Linked DNA regions of Homo sapiens: region 1 is linked to region 2. A link is a loop called in an ENCODE intact Hi-C map of the cell type or tissue named here. Cell type or tissue: Calu3. All regions are shown on one strand. Links, peaks and the distances in the headings refer to the core of each region. The heading gives the core; the rest is flanking DNA. Region 1 overlaps MEP1A (meprin A subunit alpha). Region 2 overlaps PLA2G7 (phospholipase A2 group VII).

Region 1 (9,731 bases), core at 1,238-9,237, 110 kb before region 2:
CCATTGCACTCCAGCCTGGGTGACAAGAGCAAAAACTGTCTCAAAAAAAAAAAAAATAAGAAGTCAGCATTTTCTTTTACTAATCCTGAATGATTTTACCTTCCAAGGCCTCATCTCTATCCTGAGAATTGACTTCTTAGAAATCAGTGAGTAATAGCAAGTTTATTTCATTTTTTTCTGACCCAGTCCTCTCCAAACACAACTTAGTGATATCCCCTAGTGTTACCTTAGAAAAACTTATTCTGCCAACTCTCAGCTGCAGGTTTCTAGGAGAGCAATAGTTTGGCTGAGTGGAGGCTGACATACAAGTGGCAGCCCTGGCCTCCCTTAGCCTGGGAAGGATGAAGCCTGTTGGGGACACATAATGGAATCTGGCATCTAAGGGCCTGTCAGGCAAAGATATGCAGACCTATGGCTTTGGAGCCCAGAAACAGATGGGCCTTCCCCAGTAAAAGGAACCAGAGGGCTTCTTGGAAGAGTGATTGATTCTATGGGTGGGGCAGGAAAAATTAAAGATGAGCCTAGAGCATGTTATGGTGCCAGAAAGTAACATTGTGTTCATAAAATCTGATGTTGAAAGAGCACAGGAGCCAACCTGGAAGAGCTCCCAAAGGCCAAAGCTGGGACAATAGAAGCAACAAAATAAATCATGAAATTATTGCAACAGAGCCCACTGAATAAAATTAATGTTTATGATTCCTTCGTGATGTGAATAAACAATCACATAAACAAATTAACGGGGTGAAGGTGCCATTCTTCTTTACAGGAGATTATAATTAATGAATGTGAAGGATATAGGAAATCAACATTAGAAGATCTCAGTGGTGAGTATTGCAGCAGGATGTGTCAACAGATGCTGAAATTAGTGTGTGAGGATTTGAGGAAAAGCAGAATGTCTCCATGGTCTTGGAATATCTCTCCCAATATACGTATTAATTACAGAGGGAGAAATGGTAACTCTTCAGTGGAGAGGCCTGGTGGACATGCTGTTGGCCAGATAATGAAGGTTGACATCACCAGTAATGACATGTATAGGCATCATGTACCTGTTCACACGCTGCAGCGAGAAGGCATAGCACATCTTTACTAATCTTGCCACAAATGTGAAACTTCAATCTAATCATGTAAGAACAAGATGAACCAAAAAAAAAAAAAAAATCCCTGACCAGTAATCTTCGAAAGTGTCAAGGTAATGAAGGACAAGAAAGAACTGAGGAATTGTCCCAAATTGGAGGGGATTAGGAGACAGGAGACATAAAAGCTAAATGTAATGTGAGATCCAGAATTGGATCCTGAAATAGAAAAAGAACATTAGTGGGAAAACTGGGAAGAGCTGAATAAGGCCTGTAATTTATTTACTAGCATTGTACCAATGTTCATTTCTTGGCTATGCTAATTGTACTATGGTTTGTGTAATATGCTAACATTAGGGAAAGCTGGGTGAATGGTATAGAGAAAACCTCTGTAGTATTTTTGCATTGTATCTGTAAGTCTAAAATTATTTCAAAATAAAAGCTACAAAAAGAGAAAAAAAAGGAGACTAAAAAGAACTCAGAAGAAATGTAAATTTTTGAGGCAGGCAGAATAGCTTCTACATCTGCTACTGTTCAAATGGAACTGTTGCTTCTGTCATCACATACCTCCTTTTGTGAAACAGTTTTTAGGGTTTTATGCAAGCAAACATTATAAAAAGAACTATAAAATATAGCAAACTGTGCTGCCAGACAGACCTAGATGCAAGTCCCAGCTTCAGCATTTTCCATCTGGGTACATTTTAGATAAATTACTTAATCTTTCTAAGCTTCAACTTCTTGACACACTAAACGGGGATAAGGAGAGCCCTTATGTCACAGGTGGCAGTGAGAATGAATTTAGATCATGCGTGTAAGATGCTCAGGAGACTACATGATGCATAACAAGGGGTCAGAAATATCAGGTGTTCTTACTACTATTATTGAAAATATAACTGTAATAATAGTACAGTGTAAATGACAGACTATAGAACTAATAATAATTAGGAACTAATAACATCTGTAGTCAGCAAAGATTTAAGCTTGGTCTTGAGACCCACCCTCATGGAGTAGAAAGTCCCTAGGCTAGAAGCCATCTTGGGTGTTGTTAGAGTTAGAAATTCCAACAACATCCAAGATGCTGTTGACAATACCCCAGAAGAGGGGAAAAGGGGTGAAAGTCAAGAGACAAGGTGACCTGGGAAGCCTCTGTCCTGGCAGCATAAGCCCATGAATCCAGGGCACACCTTTGTAGAGTCAAAGAAAACCGCATTCAGTTGACCATCTGAGGTAGTCTTCGCCCTACTCTGCAAACAGCAGCCTTTACCAGGAGCAAGCATGCACACGGCCCAGGTCTGCTGGCCTGCCTGTCTCCCCAGCCACAGAGCCTACCTGCAGCTCGCCATCCCCTTCACGTTCACACAGATGCCGTCATTTTGGCAAGGGTTTGGGTCACATGGGTCTCTGAAGTACTGTGGCCAGTTATGGTCCTCCAGGGGGCCTGTGTTCTCCACCGACCGCTTCTGTCGGCTGGGCTGCCCCTGGCTCAGGCTGACAGGTAGGGCTTCCTCTAACATGGCCTTTCCCGAACCTTCTTCGGAGACCTGCTGCTCCTGGCCTTGGAGAATGAGGCCTTGGGGGCTCAGTCTTTTGCCTTTAGTGGGAACTTCAGTCTGGCTGAGGTGGGTGATATCTTCAGGAAATAGAGAGTCATGAGGAAGATCCAGGATTAGTAACTGACTACAATTAACTCCCACTTCTGGTGAAAGTTCCCCAGCCTGCTTCTATCTCCCATCACCCCTAGTGACATGGAAAAGTGGCTTTGAATCCAGCTGATTCCCACAGTATTAGCTACTTTTATTTTAAAGTAATCCAGTCACATTTTTATTTATTGAATTTGCAAAATGAAGCATAAAATTAGCATGGATAGGCTGATGGAAACTAAATTGAAATCAGTGAACGGTTACCTCTGATAAAATTATCAAAAAGATGACACTAAAATTTCAGTTTCTTTCAAGGACAATTAAAATAAAGATGTGAGTCCTTGACCAATTGAATAAAATGTGATTCTCCTACAACACATTGTTTTAACCTCATCCCCACCCTCCGTGTGTGCTTTAAAAATCAGGATAAAATCAGTAGAGTGCCAAGAGCATAGGATTATTTACTCAGGAAGACCAACAAAAGTACCTTCAAAGTCCACAAATATGATGAGGTCATCATTTTTCAGGAAACTCCTCCTTTTCAGCATTTGGTGGGAAATGAAACCACTCCAGCCCAAGTCGATGCTTCTAAAACAATTACAGTCCGTATGATAGGTTCCCACCCTGGACGGCCTGTCCCAGATGACAGTGTCATTTATCGCTGCAAAGTTGTAGGTAACATAAAATCACATTACCTCTTTAGACTTCACTTTCCAGTTTGTCTTTAATGAGGATACAGGGCTTTGTGAATCAGAAATAAATAAATAAATAAATAAATAAATAAATAAATAAATAAATAAATATAAAAATAAAAAAAGTGTTGGAAAAAAATTAGGCTATTTACTATTTCCAGGAGAATTGCAATTCAGAATTGAAAGATGGGAGAGGCAGAGAATCACAGCTCTGAGTGATCAGTTGTCTGCTACTGAGCGACTTTCTTAATGAAAAGAGAGGGACAGCTACGGCTTCTTTCTTCTAAGGCTTAAGTCTTCTCTTTTGAAAAAAAAAAAAATTAGTGCCAGGCGTGGTGGCTCACGCCTGTAATCCTAGCACTTTGGGAGGCCAAAGCGGGTGGATTGCCTGAGCTCAGGAGTTCAAGACCAGCCTGGGCAACACGGTGAAACCCCATCTCTACTCGGGAGTCTGAGACAGAAGAATTGTTTGAACCTGGGAGGTGGAGGTTGCAGTGAGCCGAGAATGCGCCATTACATTGCAGCCTGGGCGACAGAGGGAGACTCCATCTCAAAAAAAAAAAAAAAATAGTTTGCCCATTTCTTTACTGATGTAAGTTTACTTCATGAACATAGTAACATTGAGTACTATTTTAGGAGTAAGTACATTAGCTCTGCACAGAGCCCAGCAAGTTCCAAGTATTTGATAAATGATTAGCAGTATCTATTTCCTCAATCACAACGAGCTCAGTGAGGCAGGGATCACCTGATTCACTTGTATTCTAAGTACCTAGCACCGACTTTGGCACATGGTAAGCCCTCAATAGATGTTTGATGAGTGAATTTAGGAAAGGGAAGGAGGATGTGATGGCATTGAAAATCTTGACTTGAAACTCCAACAAGACTATGTTATTGGTATTCCCAAACAGACAATGTGAGGAGAACGTTACTCTTTCTTGCACCACAGAATCACATCTGTGGGCCTCTCTGGTTCAAGGGGCAGTTCTTATTTGCGCTGACACCACCCACCTGGAGATGTGTGCGACTTCGAGGTAGTGAACACCATGCTTGAGGACATCCTGTTCCGGACATCAGGCTCCTGGTCAAGGATGGTAATTATCACCTGTCTGTTTTCTACCGGCCACTCCAGGATAGCATCGTTCTCCCCACTGCACACATGAAAAGCAAGTCTCAAGTAACCAGAGCTTTCTCTGCTATTTGGGTATAAAGTTACCCCAAAACCATATCCCTCCGAATTGTAGAATCGAGGGCTCTGAAGCTTGTCCCCTTTGCTGGTGTTCTCAAGGACTTGGGAGAAATTCCGGACTGTCCAGACCCCTGTGGGGCAGGGGGTTTCTGTCAGAGTGATGTCATCTAGGTAAATTCCCCCAGTTGAGTTCTGAGGGTCGCCTTTTGTGCCCTGGAAAAGGTAGCGAAACTTCTGTTCCTCTTTGAGCACCACATGGGCAATTTTCCAATTGTGGTCATCATCTCCTGAGGACAGAGAACAAGGCTGGTGAGAACTGTGACCAACACTTAATGAGTACTTATTATGAGTTTGGCACAGTGCCATGTGCTTTCCATAAATTATCTCATTAAATCCTCACAACAGCCCTATAAAATAGGTACTGTTATAAACTGGTTAAGTAACTTTTCCAAAGTTACATACCTAATAAGGAAAAATTGTTTTTTAAAATACTATGATTTATTTTAAAATTCACATTCAAATCTTAACCGTGAATTTGTTTTCCACTATAAGAATCCAGGTTCTGGATTTCCTCCTGAGTTGGCTGGTTCAACTGTAACCCCTAAGGTTAGCAAAGAAAACCCAAGTGTTAGGCTGAATCATATAAAATAGCCATTTTCTAAGCCAAAAGTAAAAAAAATAGTAACTCCATATGGTCCGACCTGTCACTTGTTGCCAGAGAGCTATAAGGAATGCTGAAGAGCAGATAATAACCTGTAGGACTGACTGGATCTTCCCTACCTAAAACTGACTCCCTCTCCAACATCTAGACTTTTTTCTCTTCCTTATATTATCTGAAAGTCCACCATGTAGGGGAGCAAAGTAAGCCAAATAGAGTACTATTGTCTGGAAATGCACGTTCTAATAAAGATTAGGTCTACTTGCTTTTTCTCTGAGCATGAACTAGAAGTGGGACTTTCGAATTAAGAGCTGAGGAAAGATGGTGAGAAGGCCGTTCTAGAACATAGGATCCTGGGTTGAACAGTATAAGAAGCCAGACAGGAGCTTGGGGGTACTGGAGAGAGGAAACTGCGAAAGCAAAGCAACTCAATTCCGCAAAGAGATGTGCCTACACTGATATTTTTGCACAGGGTATTCCCTAGAGTTGGGCTTGAAGAGGAGAGGAAAAATGCTTCCAAGTGGAAGTCATGTTGGCTAAACTGAGTTCCTACAGATGAGTGTCTTTTTTCCTTCTTCTGTGTCTTTTAACCAGATATCTACTTATAGAACTATACTTTCCCTGAAAAGGAAAAGACCTTTAATCTCCCTTGTGTTTTCAGGCCATTCTCTCTAAGTACAACTTCAAGGGACAGGTCTAACAATGTTCTGTTTCTTAGGGTGGAGCTGATTATGGCCTGTGTGGTTAGGTTACATGGGAACACAGGAGAGAGGTAGGTTACATGGGAACACAGGAGAGAGGTAGAGAAGGCACACGACCACCTCTGTAACATACAAATCTAGGCAGCTGCCCTCTCCTGCGGAGAGCATGGCAGCCTAGTGGAAGACACATGGACTTGAAGGGTAATAGGTGCCAGAAAGTCTAGGAATAGGAACAGAGATATAGGATTTGAACTATTTATCCAGCAGGTTATAGATCATGGGAATTCTGTCAAGAGAATAGGATTCTGTTCTTGCTGATTAGTACCTGCTTTGTTTTTTCTTAATATAGGATGTCAAAATGAGGTTGAGATGGGGGAATCTGGCACTGGGAAGGAGACCCAAGAGGCTATACCACATAGGCAGAAATTCATCTATGAAATTATTAAGATGGTTTCGTTTACATGCTTCCACAGGGCTGCCCTAAATCAGTCAGGCAATAATGCTACTACGATTGTTTGAGACAAATTTAATCCCTGTTAGTTCAGAATTGTCTTCTATAAGGAAGTCCTGGCCTCAGTAAAAACGTGTGTGTGTGCATGTGTGTGTACATACACATAGTTGTATGCCAACATTTTTCATGTAAGTTTGTATATAAGCATTATGTATGTAACATATATTATATACAGATATGCATATGGAGACATTTTGTGTGTAAGTGTTTTGGTCAAAATATACATTTTGCAAAACTTAAAAGCTATTCAAATTGGTTGCGACTGTCTTAAGTTGAATATCACATAAACAACACTAAGTGATATTCAACTAACCTTTTTGAAAAGTTTCATTGACAAACCAGTATCAGAACAGACTACTTAAAAAAACCTTTCATACAGTGTTCCCAGGGAACGTACACAGGCATACTCTGAATTCAATGAAACACAAAGCACAGCAGTGTAAGAAACTAAATTAAGCATAGGATGTTTGCTTGATTGATTTTATGCTTAGAAGTAACGCTTTTAGCTTTAGATGAAAGTGAGTGATAATAGGTCCCATCAATATTATTGAAACTCTAACTCATTTTCTCATTAAATATTTACAATCCTTGGTAACATAACACATCCTCAACTCTTAAAGAGTATCTAGCTGTCATCCTTTTATCATATAAACTATAATAAATTTCAACCAGAAAAGTGAACCCCTCAAAACTGTGATTTGTAGAGTTCCCAGGCAGCCCACAGAGTGGCTTGGATATAGGCGATTTGGGCACCTGTTCTTACAAGTGACCTCTAAGGAAGGTTTCTTCTTCAAGAGCAGCAGATATATAAAAAATAATTCCTTTCCCTGGACTCATTTCAATTGATAAATTAAATGCTAAGGTAGGCAGTTGGATGCTAGGATAATCTGGCCATAAATCAAGATCCAGGGTTATAAACAAAGTATTTGCTTTCTTTTGTTATGGTGGTGGTTCATTCATAACTAGGAAAAGGGAGACAGGCTTTCTTACTTTTCAACAAAAATTTCTCCATCTATAATCATTTACATGCTGACCTTCTTATATAAATATACAAAGTGACACTTAGGAACATGTTAGTGATTATAGGAAGTTAACATATACCAATGACTTATTTGCCACCAACTTCACAAGTAGGCTTCAAGTTACTTCAGCATATTAAATAATGGTATCATTTGTTTTTCTGAAACAGATGCAAAACACTTTGGTCAATTTTTTTTTTTTTTTTTTTTTTTTTTTTTTTTTTAGATGGAGTCTTGCTCTGTCACCAGCCTGGAGTGCAGTGGTGCAATCTTGGCTCACTGCAACCTCCGCCTCCCGGGTTCCAGCAATTCTCCTGCCTCAACCTCTCAAGTAGCTGGGACTACATGCGCGCGCGCCACCATGCCCAGCTAATTTTTGCATTTTTAGTAGAGACGGGGTTTCACCATGCTGGCCAGGATGATCTCAATCTCCTGACCTTGTGATCCACAAGGCCGCCTCGGCCTCCCAAAGTGCTGGGATTCCAGGCGTGAGCTGGTCAACTATTTAACTACTCTCTCTCCCGCAGCATCAATTCGCACAGGTCTTTTACCTTCTTATCTCCACTCCTGAACCATCCATTTTCTCAGTCTTGGCCTTTGCTTTCTCTAAATTTCCAGTGAAAACTGGATTTGTATATTCTGATTGGCTTCTTACAAAAGTATATTTCATCCCTACCTAAGCCCAAGATACTGCTTCTAATTTCTCAGTGGTTAAAACATTCATAGAGTAATTAAAACATGCCATATATTATGATAGGCTCTGAGAAGAGAAGAAAGTGGGTGGAGGAAAAGGAGGAGGAGAGAGAAGAAGGAGGAGTAGGAGGAAAGAGGGAAGGAGGAGAAGAAGCAGGATCCCGGATTTTAACCCAATCCATTCCTCGTGTGAATGCCTCTAAGTACCTTGAAAAGTCTGCACCTTCACCAACTTGCGAACATTGCCTGTGCTGTCATCCCTCCTGACCCAGACAACGAGTCTGTCTGAAGGACTTCCCGTCATTTTATAGAAAAATTGCAGGCACTGCTGCTTCCTCTTTGGGTAAAGAATCCGAGACTCCAGTAGGGCTGCCTCTTCCGCGGACCCCGAGCTGGTGCTGAACTGCATGAAGTAGCCGGCACCTATGGAAAGAGCAGCCAAACATCACACGTCTGGCTTCCCACACCCCAGGGTTCTGTCCACCCAAACAAAGTGAAATAGTGAACCACAGCCATTGTCCAGGCAACAAAAACTAGAACTCTTCGGAGGAAAATAAAAAGAAGGACATTTGTCAGTAAATATTCTCTGTCTCAATGGACTTAGTCACTGGCTAAAGCTTGCTCTCCACTGTTGTGTTTGATTGCCTTTGTTCCAAGATTGTGAAATATATACCTTTGACTTAAAGAAACACAGGCTTCAAGCAATGTTTGATGGAATTTTGTGTCTGTGAGATGAATTCTATTTTTCTCATTGACTTCATTCTTTAAATTAGAGATTCATTCCAAGGAAAAGAGTTGGGTTGGTCTGGTTGTTGTATAAGACACTGGAATTCAAAGATTTAGGATTTGGTTTTAAACATTGACAATAAGGGTTCAATTTCCCCTGTTGCTAGCCTAATAACTGGGTGTATTATCAGTGGCAAAAAAGTAATCTTTACTATATTATAAGAAGGGCTATTCAGGACACATTAGAGACTAAATGGAAATTTCCCCTGAATGTAAAGGAAGGAATTGGAAGGACACTGAAGAGGGTGAAAAGTGTCTACATTAGTGCCAGAGATAGGGTTTACCTGACTCAGATATCTCAAAACTCTTTCCCCTAAAAACAGTCAAGCAGCCAAACAAATGTACCGTTTGGTAAACCACACACTTGTCAAAGTCAAGCACAATGAAAAATTCTTGCATATGAAGAGGTTCTTTATACTGTGTTCCAACACTCAACTCCATATCAAAATGCTTCCATCAAAACATTTCACAAGATAAAAATAAAGTGAGTGTACAGTATAGTGCTGGATACTCCAGCGTTGCTCCGTGATGCTCCCAGCTTCATCCTGCCTCACACTGAGGCACGTGCCTTTCATATCAGCAGCAAGCAATGATGGTTTAAATAAGCTTCCCACCAAGCTTAAAATATCAAACGACTTTAATATTAAATCAGGGCAAATTATATTCCCTTGTATCTTCTTCTCAATATTTGAACTTGCCTGAGACCTCTGAATTATAATTATATATTGAATGCCTGGGTTAGAAAAAAAAAAAAAACAGCGCACAAGGCTAT
Region 2 (9,731 bases), core at 790-8,789:
GTGACTAGGTATCCAGGCGTCTTTCACTTCAAGACTGCACTACATCAGCACATGATTTCTAAGTTTGCTGTGTCAGGGAAAGGAAGGCATGAAGGAGATACAGTGACTCTGTTGCAGACGACTTCTGTTCAAATTTTTGTTTCTCAGGAATTAGCCCCATGGGCCCAGCCCAACCACAGGGGCGGCTAAGAAATGTAGGGAAGCACATAGATGTTCAGGAGCACTCATTGTCTGTGCCACACATCTATATTACATCTTCCCGCAAAATAGCTATACTAACGAGTGCTTCATTAGTGTCAGTGGGACACCGGATCATTAAACTTGGCTCGGTTTGTATTAGTAACCAGATGTGCTAGATTTATTCACTCAGCAGGCATTTACTGAGTGCCTCTGTACACCAGGCACTATTCTAGGTCTTGGGAATACAGCAGGGGGAAAAACCATCAAAAATCCTTACACTCACAGAACTAAGTTTTTAGTGGAAGGTGATAAACAACTAACAAATAACATACAAGGTACGTTAGTTGGTGATAAATATTGGAGAAAAATAAAGTAGGGAGGGAAATAGGGAATGTATTGGTGTGAAGAAGGAGGTTAGATTGCAATTTTAAATAGATTGAACCGGGAAAGTGTCACTGAGAAAGTATCACTGGAGCAAAAACCCGGAGGTGAGAGGACCAGTCATTTGGGTGTCAGAGCAAAGAGCATTCCCATAAAAGGGAACACATTCAAAGCCCTCAAAGTGGGGATGGAAGGTGGGTGTGGAGTACTTGGCATGTTTGGTGAATGGCAAAGAAGCAAGTGTGATTGCAGCAGGTGTCCAAGAGGGGCTAGGGGAAGGATTGGGAGTGTGTTGAGTAAAGGTTATGTAGATCATTATAAGCTATTTTGGGTGAATGGCTTCTCCCCCGTAACATATAACACCATTTGGGGGTTTTGTGCAGAAGGGTGACACAATCACTCTGGCTGCTGTGTTGGGGATAGATTTTAGGGTCAAGGGCAAAAGCAGGGAGACTCGTTAGAGGTGATGGCAAATTTTAGGTAAGAGATGATGGTGGCTTGGACCTTTTCTATCCCCCACAAAAGTTGAAGGGCCAAATTTTAGGGGGGAAAATGGATGCACAAATGCAAGATAGTTTTTGCTAATAAGATGTTAGCATACAGACTAATTATAATTTATTATTACCACACATCTCATATTCTCTTGTTTCATTTACTGATTCAACAAGCATCTATGCAATACTACTTCTTCCAGGCCCTCTATTAGGCACTGAGACAACAAATAAGACCTGACTTCTGCTTTTTGGAAACTTATATCATAGTAGGATTATAGAAATTAGCAAGAATATAACATCATATTAACACCCAAAACAACCACAGCAGCAGAAATATAGTCACTATATAATTAAATGATGGAAATAGCCAAAATTTATGAATTATTTACTATGTGCTAGACATACCTATGGATATTATTATGATGATGACAGATGGTTGTTATATTTGTTATATTTTGTTGGCTATTTTTATAGCTGACCATACTGTTATAAAGTTAGAAAACTAGTGACCAAAAACTTAATCTAACTGTCTGAAAGTATTATTTCTCTGCTCTACAATCCAATGTAATCCTTAGTAATGTAGGTAATGGTAATCCTACATTACCAAGGATTTTACCATTGTAGTACCAATCTAAAACCCAGCACAGAAAATACATGTTTTATTTTTTCCAAGTGTTACTAGTACCTCAGCCTTTCTTGATTTGTCAGCTTATTTAAGGCCTCTTCATTGCATACTTCTTTTTTCTTTTAATCATCTGCTTCGAAGGAGACTAAGCTGAAACTGCTGCTCAGCTCCCAAGATGGTGCCACCCAAATTGCATGTGCTTTTCTGCCTCTGCGGCTGCCTGGCTGTGGTTTATCCTTTTGACTGGCAATACATAAATCCTGTTGCCCATATGAAATCATCAGGTAAGAGGTGTATTTGTTCAAGGTCTTGAGCAACTGATCTGTCGCCATACTTCAAGTGGGCCCCAAGAAGTTGCACATCTGCACATCTAAACAAGTCCTATTTAAAGGCTTATGGAGATCCTGTATTCTCCTGGAGTAGGGGAGAGGTTCTCACTTTTTCCTCATTTCAACTGAAATTGAAGAAGCACTTGTGTTCTTCAGTATCAGGACTGCAGGACAGAACCAGGATGGGACATTTTAAGATATACTGGACGCTCAGCTTGCAATCACCACGGAGAACCTCCTTAATGCCACCCCTTCTCTCTCTGACTGCCCTAACGCATGCCCACACAAGCATAGTAATGCAACTGGTCTGGAGTCCACTCCAAGACAGCCTCAAAACCTGCTTCCATGAGGTGAAAAAGAAGCAGGTGTCTTGTTCAACAGGCATACTCCTGGTTAATAGTGGAAAGTCATGTGAGATAACAATTTCAGGTCTTGGGATCCAAAAGGAAACAATCTTTCCTACCTGATAATAGAGAGAAGTAGGGACAAGTAGGTGCTAGGGAGTTCCAGATGAGAATGGATGTGATCACTCATTCTTTCTTGCCTTGTGGTAAGTGGGGAAAGAAAGAGGTGGAAGGCATAGACTAACCCAGGAGGAGTGGCCAAAACGGGACAGCCATCTTTAGACGGCTACATTTAATGTCACTAAGAGAGACCTTAATTGGAAAAAGATTGTTTCTGGAGCTTTGCAAATTCCTGCTCATCCCAGAGGATTGTGATGCATAAACTTCTCTTTCCAGTCTCCTATGGAGAGCAGTGTAGGTGGCTTCTGAATGGTGTCATACTGACTATACCTACAGAGCTGTGCACCTGGATAGTTGTGGGTCACTCTGGATCTAATTGTTCAAGCTTGATGGGTGACTCCTTACGATAGCATTTGCAAAAGAGCTTTCATAATTCAGTACCTTAAATTTTGCCCTACTACATAAGCAGGAAAATGAATGCATTAGGAGAGGTTTTATATCTTATATCTACATTTGCATAGGAAATAGAATAATATCTCACAGGTCCATTCATCCTATAACGCATCAGGAAGTTAAGTCATCAAGGATACACTGGTGACTAAGACAATAAATGTGTAGTCAAATTCAAGGGTCCTGCATCCTAGATGACATTAAGTTCATTTTTCCTACTACCTTTTTCATGGATTGAGAACAGGTAATATCTTAGATGGTGGGAAAATCATCATTCGGGAAACATTTATATCCTTCACTTTTAATTGGTACAGGGTAAAAATTTAAACATTTTTAAAATCCCTTTGTCTTTAAAAATAATTGGAAGGCTGTTGCTGGACTGACAGAAACTTGAGGACAGGGACGTTGCTTTATCTTTATAGTCCCAGCATTGAGCCCAATGCAATGCCCATTCTAAATGTTCAAAAATGAATGCAGGCCGGGCATGGTGGCTCGTGCCTGTAATCTGAGCACTTTGGGAGGCCGAGGTGGGTGGATCACTTGAGGTCAGGAGTTCGAGACCAGCCTGGCCAACATGGTGAAACCCCGTCTATATTAAAAAAAAAAATACATAAAATTAGCTGGGTGTGGTGGTGCACACCTGTAGTCCTAGCTACTTGGGAGACTGAGGCAGGAGAATTGCTTGAACCCAGAAGAAGGAGGTTGCAGTAAGCTGAGATTGCACCACTGCACTCCAGCCTGGGCTACAGAGCGAGACTCTGTCTCAAAACAAACAAAAAAAGAATGCATATATATTGGTTTAAAGTATTAGAAACAGTTTATTAAATAAGATTAAAATAATAGGTGATTCTTTATAATTTCTTACTAAATGAATACACAGAAAATATGGCTATGCAGGTTAAAAGGTTTGTAGGAATGGGCTAGAGATATCCTCTTTACTAATGGAGGACATAAAGCCATATAAGAGTGTAATTGTCCTAGCATGTATACAGTTCATCTCCAAACCCAAGACTGAACATCAGGAATATTTGACAAATGAAAACCACCAAAAATATGTAATAAAATTAATAGCATGCCATAGGTTCCAATCCTCCTATTAAAATAAAGTTGAAGAAAACTAAGAAGAGACATTTATAAATTCTGAACCACAAAACTGTGTGAGTGGTCATTTGATCTGATGAGTCTCCTCCTTCCACTTCCTTAATGATGACTCCTGACAGATGGTTAGAGAATGGGAAATCCAGGCCCATAACCGGGTCAGCTGTAGGCTATGGAGCCTGTTCCACAGCCACCCCCAGGCACCCTGGCACTGGTGCATAGGACCCCATAGACCTATACCAAAACCTGGATCAGCCTGATGATTCCTGAGGTCTTCTCAGAGGTCAGGTGTCCTGGAACAGGCAGACCTCACCTTGACCTGAATGCTCCTGAATGCTGAGTGAGGAAACTTCCCAGGGAGAACAGGTGTTGGACAACCAGGGCACTCCTAACTTATTGGAAAATGTTCCCCTGTCCTTTGGAATTGAGATCTCACAAGCGGAGGCTTGTGTTGGGTGAAACCCTCCCATGCCTCCAGAACTGAGCCTCCAATTCTAGAGGTAGTGTCTCCAACAGCAGCTGTGGCCCTGGGGCTCCTTAGCGAGTTGTGTGAGCCAGAGGTCTCCCTGCAGCAAGCCCTGCACAGGCACACCATGCCTGCCTAGGGGTGGGGTTGCAGTAGCACCAGGCTGCTTACCACAGAAGAAGAAGCAGGTGTCCCTACCTTAAGGTCCTCCTCCTTGGGACTTCACATCTCCCTGTTACACCAGAAGCATGGCTCAGTAGATACTCTTTTAATGGAAGAAGAGCCTTTTGTAATTCAAAATAGACCCTGAAAGTTCACCTTGCAGGTAAAGTTTAAAAAAAAAGTTTCTGGGGTTTGAATCTACCTGGGGAGAGGTTAGACCTGCTAAAACTTCCCTAAGGACTCAGCACAGATTTACCTAGCAAGAGTAAATGGACTCTGGGGAAGGAGTAAACAGCATTATTTGTCTACCCCTTATGTGTCATGTTTTGTACTAAGAACTTGACCTACATTCTCACCTCATCTTTACAACTGTACTGTGGGCTGGTCAAGTGCTTTTATGTCATTTTACGAATGTGGATCAGAGAGGGGAGCAACTAGGCCAGAGGATTATAGCTTGTAAGAGGTACACCTGAAATCTGAAATAGAACCATGTCCCTCCAATTCACAGGGTTTGTTCATCTCCATCCCCTCTCCCCTTGCCTTTCTTGAAACTACCTCCTACCATTTGACCATGGATTGCTGACCTGTGTGTCAGGCAGGTGGTCTGGAACTTCAGCCCAGTGTCTCTTAAACTTTAATGGGCACTCCTTTTCTGATTGAGTGGAATTGTGGTGAAGTCCAGGAGCCTGCATTTCCAAGCTCCAGCTGGTGCCAGTGATGCTGGTCCATGGATCAGCTTTGAGTAGCTGAGCCTTATGTATTGAAAGGCTTCATCATGGGCAGGTGTTTCACACATGAGTCACCAGTGTGGAGGCTGTAAATTGGTTTCTTCCCATGACTCAAAACTTTTCTGGGCAATGTTCCATGGTATTGATGCAGACGCTTTATCTAACATAGCTCTTGATAGCTGGCTAGCAGAGAGTAATCAACTCCCACCATCCAATGGAAGGAATGGGTGGACAAGCTGAATATGTCAAGAAAAGTGAGAGTCTGAATACACTGATATTTTGTAATTAAATATGGATTTGATTGAGGTTTAGAAAGGAGAACGGATGAAGCTGCTGGTGTGTGGAAGATTGCACCAGAGAGAGAAAAGTAGTTTTAGGAGTGGATGAGTAAAATACTGCATGTGATAAAGGGTTTAAAGGAAAACAAGAGAGACCAGTGGCCATTCAAGTTAACTGAGCTTATTTTCACAAGTATTTGTTGAGCATTGACTATGTGCCAGACACTGTGTTAAGAGGATGCAAAGACATGGATATGGCTCTGAAGAAAGAGCCTAGTGTAGCATGCAGACACATAAGTTTAATATGTGACAGGAAGAATGATTACATGTGTGTATACACACATGCACATAGAATCTATGTAATATTGAGGATGAAATGATTAAGTCTGTCTGGGAAATCAGGGAAGGTTTCAGAGAAGACAGGACATCTGACCAAGGTATTAAAGTGTGAATGGGAGTTTGCTAAGGGGATTTAAGCATAGGCAGTAGCATTTACAAAGGTGCAGTGGCATCAACCAGCCCAGTGTGTTGCTCAGGAGTACTGTAGCACAAGGAAGGGGTATAACTTAAGGGGAAGAAGAAGAGGAAGAGTATGAGGCAATGGGCCTCCAGTGGAGGGTTTCTTTGCAGTGCCCAGAAACTTGGGATTTAACTTGTGCACCTGTGAACCTCAGTATGTTTCAACCCCAGAGCACTGGAAGGATAGGCCACATTTTTGCAAGTAGCAGAGTATTGGCTTAGGAAAGCATGTGTAGATTTAAATTCCTCCTACAAACTGCCTTCCAAAAAGATTACAATACATTCCTCCTTCAAGGAAAGAACACTTGCTGATAGGGAGGCATTGAAGGATTTTAAGAATTGTCTGGTGTGATTTGTGCTTTAAATCCCTCCAGGAGCTGTGTAAAGGATGCATTTGAAGGGGTCAAGATCCAACGTGGGTAGAACAGTTAGGAGAGAGAGCAACAGTCTGGTCAAGAGACAGTGAGGGCATAAATGAGACAGTTGAGCTAGAGGGTCAGCGATATATTGTGGAGATCATTCTAAGCTAAAAACTAATGTTAGCAATAGAGGTTTGGGGCTGGGCGTGGTGGTTCACGCCTGTAAACCCAGCACTTTGGGAGGCTGAGGTGGGCGGATCACGAGGTCAGGAGATCAAGACCATTCTGGCCAACGTGGTGAAACCCCGTCTCTACTAAAAATACAAAAATTAGCTGGGCATGGTGGCACATGCCTACACCTGTAATCCCAGCTACTCAGGAGGCTGAGGCAGGAGAATCACTTGAACCAGGGAGTCGGAGGTTGCAGTGAGCCAAGATTGCACCACTGCACTCCAGCCTGGCAACACGGTGAGACTCTGTCTCAAAAAAAAAAAAAAAGAAAAAGAAAAAAGAAAGAAAATAGAGGCTCCGTTGAATGTAGGGTGGTTGGTGAGAAAGAGGTAGGAGAATAGGATGATTCCCAGGTTTCTGGCTTGTGGTGCAGGAGATGAGGAGTTCTTGAGTTGCAGGCTGTGTGGTTGGAAAGTGAGAAGGGAGAGTTGAAAGATGATCATTTAGTTTCATTTTGGAAACTAGTTTCATTTTGACATTCTTATGGGAAGGACATCAGGTAGAGATGCTCAAGGAGAAGTTATAGGCACAAATCTGAAATGTGAAATAAAGTTCATGTTTAGGAAAAACAGATTTGTGAAGTCATCTTTAATTTACTCTGGATAGAAGTAGAATGAGAGGGCAAGGCTGCAAACATTAGGAGGTAACAGTCCAAGGCAGCTTGAGAGAAAGGCTATGTCTACTTTCATCTCTTTACCCTCCAAAACCCCTACACAGTGTTTCAAACAGAGCAGACCCTCAATAATTGCATATCTTACTTGTTAGGTTGAGAAAGAAAGAAGGCCAGAAACTATGGGAAGTAACTTGATTCCGTTGGAATTCTTTTGCATAATAAAATCTGATATGTAATGGATGACAAATGAGATAATATTTACCTGTTTTTCAGCATGGGTCAACAAAATACAAGTACTGATGGCTGCTGCAAGCTTTGGCCAAACTAAAATCCCCCGGGGAAATGGGCCTTATTCCGTTGGTTGTACAGACTTAATGTTTGATCACACTAATAAGGTAATGCTTTGATTTATACAACTTATCCTGATACTCTAATATTGTCTGTCGCTATGGACCACTAGAAGGTGTTCAAATGTGACCTTGCCCTCACCTGAGAATGACTCATTTTGCAATTTGTATTGTTTCATATGAAGGCTTTTACTAGTTTGGCCATTCCTCAATTCTTTGTTATTGTCTGATTAATTTCTCTATAAACCTTATTTTTCACTTCCTTAATACCTGAAGCCAGGCTGCTTGTATTTTCCTTTCACTGAGATAGAATATTGTTTTTCTGTTTCTCTTTCATGACTATCTTCAATCACCACAGCAGCCTAAAAAGTTCTTTAGACCTTTTTGTGAACACAGAGGTATTTGAGTCCCCACTAATTAAATATGCAAAATAGCTGCTGGAATATGTTTGAGACACAACTTCTCTAAAAGTGCATTAATTTCTTTCTTAACAGGGCACCTTCTTGCGTTTATATTATCCATCCCAAGATAATGATCGCCTTGACACCCTTTGGATCCCAAATAAAGAATATTTTTGGGGTCTTAGCAAATTTCTTGGAACACACTGGCTTATGGGCAACATTTTGAGGTTACTCTTTGGTAAGATTTCTGTTGATCCTTCTTTGTAGGCTCTTGCATGTATGAAAACCTTGAAAACAACAAGAACTTCAAGTAGTTAAGACCAAAGTAGATTTTTCTTCAGTCCAAATAGCTCCTAAAATGATAAGGAAAGTATTTCTTTAAAGCCCAGGCAACTACGACAGAATCAAGGTTCTCATTTTGTCCATTCTGAGTTGGATGGGAGTGGCCGAGAGTATCAGACTGACTCTGACATCTTTCTGTGGCTGCTCTTTAGTTTTCATCTGACATACCATGGAGAAGGCAATACCGTGGTGAGAATAGCAGGTTATTTGGTGTGGCCACTATCCCGCATGCTCTGTGCTAAAGTTAGACAAAAAGAGAAAGAAAGTAGAAGCCATCAAACTCTCCAGATCCAAAACAAAGGAGTCAAAGCTAATGCCTTTCTTGTCATACATGAAGAGACTCTACTCTCATTCCCATCACCTACCCCCATCGCTAAGACAATCTGATGTGTATTCTTCACTTACTGTCTACATTCTGCTAATATAGACTTTTCCTTCCTTATCTGTTTGACTAGACACTACTGTTGGACTGATGTTAACTGTGTCTTCACATTTACCCCTCAAAACGATCTACAAATTTTGGGATTCATCTTAAACATCGGCTTTTAATTTTCTTAAAAACCACTTATAACAGACATGAAAATAGCATAACTCTGCATATTTATGTTGCAAAATAATTTATAAATCACTTCCATAGCAATCATCACATTCAGTCTTTATGACTGCATCTGCATTTTATAGATGAGAAAATGAAACACAAATGATTGCTGATAATAATGGTGACAATAAAAATTGAGAAGTGAAAGAAGACAATATTTCCATTTTTTGAGCCCCTTACTATGTGATGGATTGCACCACTGCTTTACATATATTACCTAATTAAATAAAATTCTCACAAAAACCCTATGAAAGAGATATCATTTTCTGAAGTTTACAGAAGAGGAATCTGAAGTACAGAAAGTTTAAGGAACTTGCCCAAGATCCATAGTTAGGAAGTGGCAGAGCTGCATCCATGACTCAGTATGAAGTCAGTGGTTTCTCTACCTTTTCCTGCATGATTATGACCAAATCATAATGAACAGAGTCTCTGTTTCTTAGATTCTGGCTCTTAGTGTAATGTATCCAAGGTTTTATGGGTAGTTTGGTTTCAGAACATTCCCTTTAAAATTTTTCCAAAACCTGGGAATGGCAGTAAGTAGCAGCCTTTATGAATACACCTATAAGTGGGAAAATCTCTCACCTTAAGTCCAGAGCTGTCAGTAAGAACTCATCGTTAATGATCCTATGGTCTGAGGAAAGAACTTACGCCGGGTGCGGTGGCTCA

Evidence for each region. Hi-C counts contacts between places; a loop is a spot of excess contacts. Peaks named below come from ENCODE experiments on the same cell type or tissue, not always from the same donor. Only the 100,000 strongest peaks of a DNase experiment are listed, where the experiment ranks them.
Region 1: it touches region 2 in a loop (3-fold over the local background); 6 of 110 quality-filtered maps call a loop at or near these places.

What each region holds. Positions count from the first base shown.
Region 1 is chr6:46,828,221-46,837,951 of GRCh38, reverse strand. It overlaps MEP1A (meprin A subunit alpha), which reads right to left. Exons shown (of 14, transcript NM_005588.3): 10 at 8,381-8,596; 11 at 4,414-4,878; 12 at 3,201-3,374; 13 at 2,403-2,703. Among named protein-coding and RNA genes, the nearest start is that of MEP1A, 40 kb to the right of the region's middle. In Calu3, for the core only: no CTCF peak of the experiment used is centred there; no DNase peak of the experiment used is centred there.
Region 2 is chr6:46,715,016-46,724,746 of GRCh38, reverse strand. PLA2G7 (phospholipase A2 group VII) reads left to right here. Exons shown (of 12, transcript NM_005084.4): 2 at 1,822-1,964; 3 at 7,651-7,772; 4 at 8,219-8,363. The coding sequence starts at 1,856. Among named protein-coding and RNA genes, the nearest start is that of PLA2G7, 15 kb to the left of the region's middle. In Calu3, for the core only: no CTCF peak of the experiment used is centred there; a DNase peak (open chromatin) is centred at 5,476.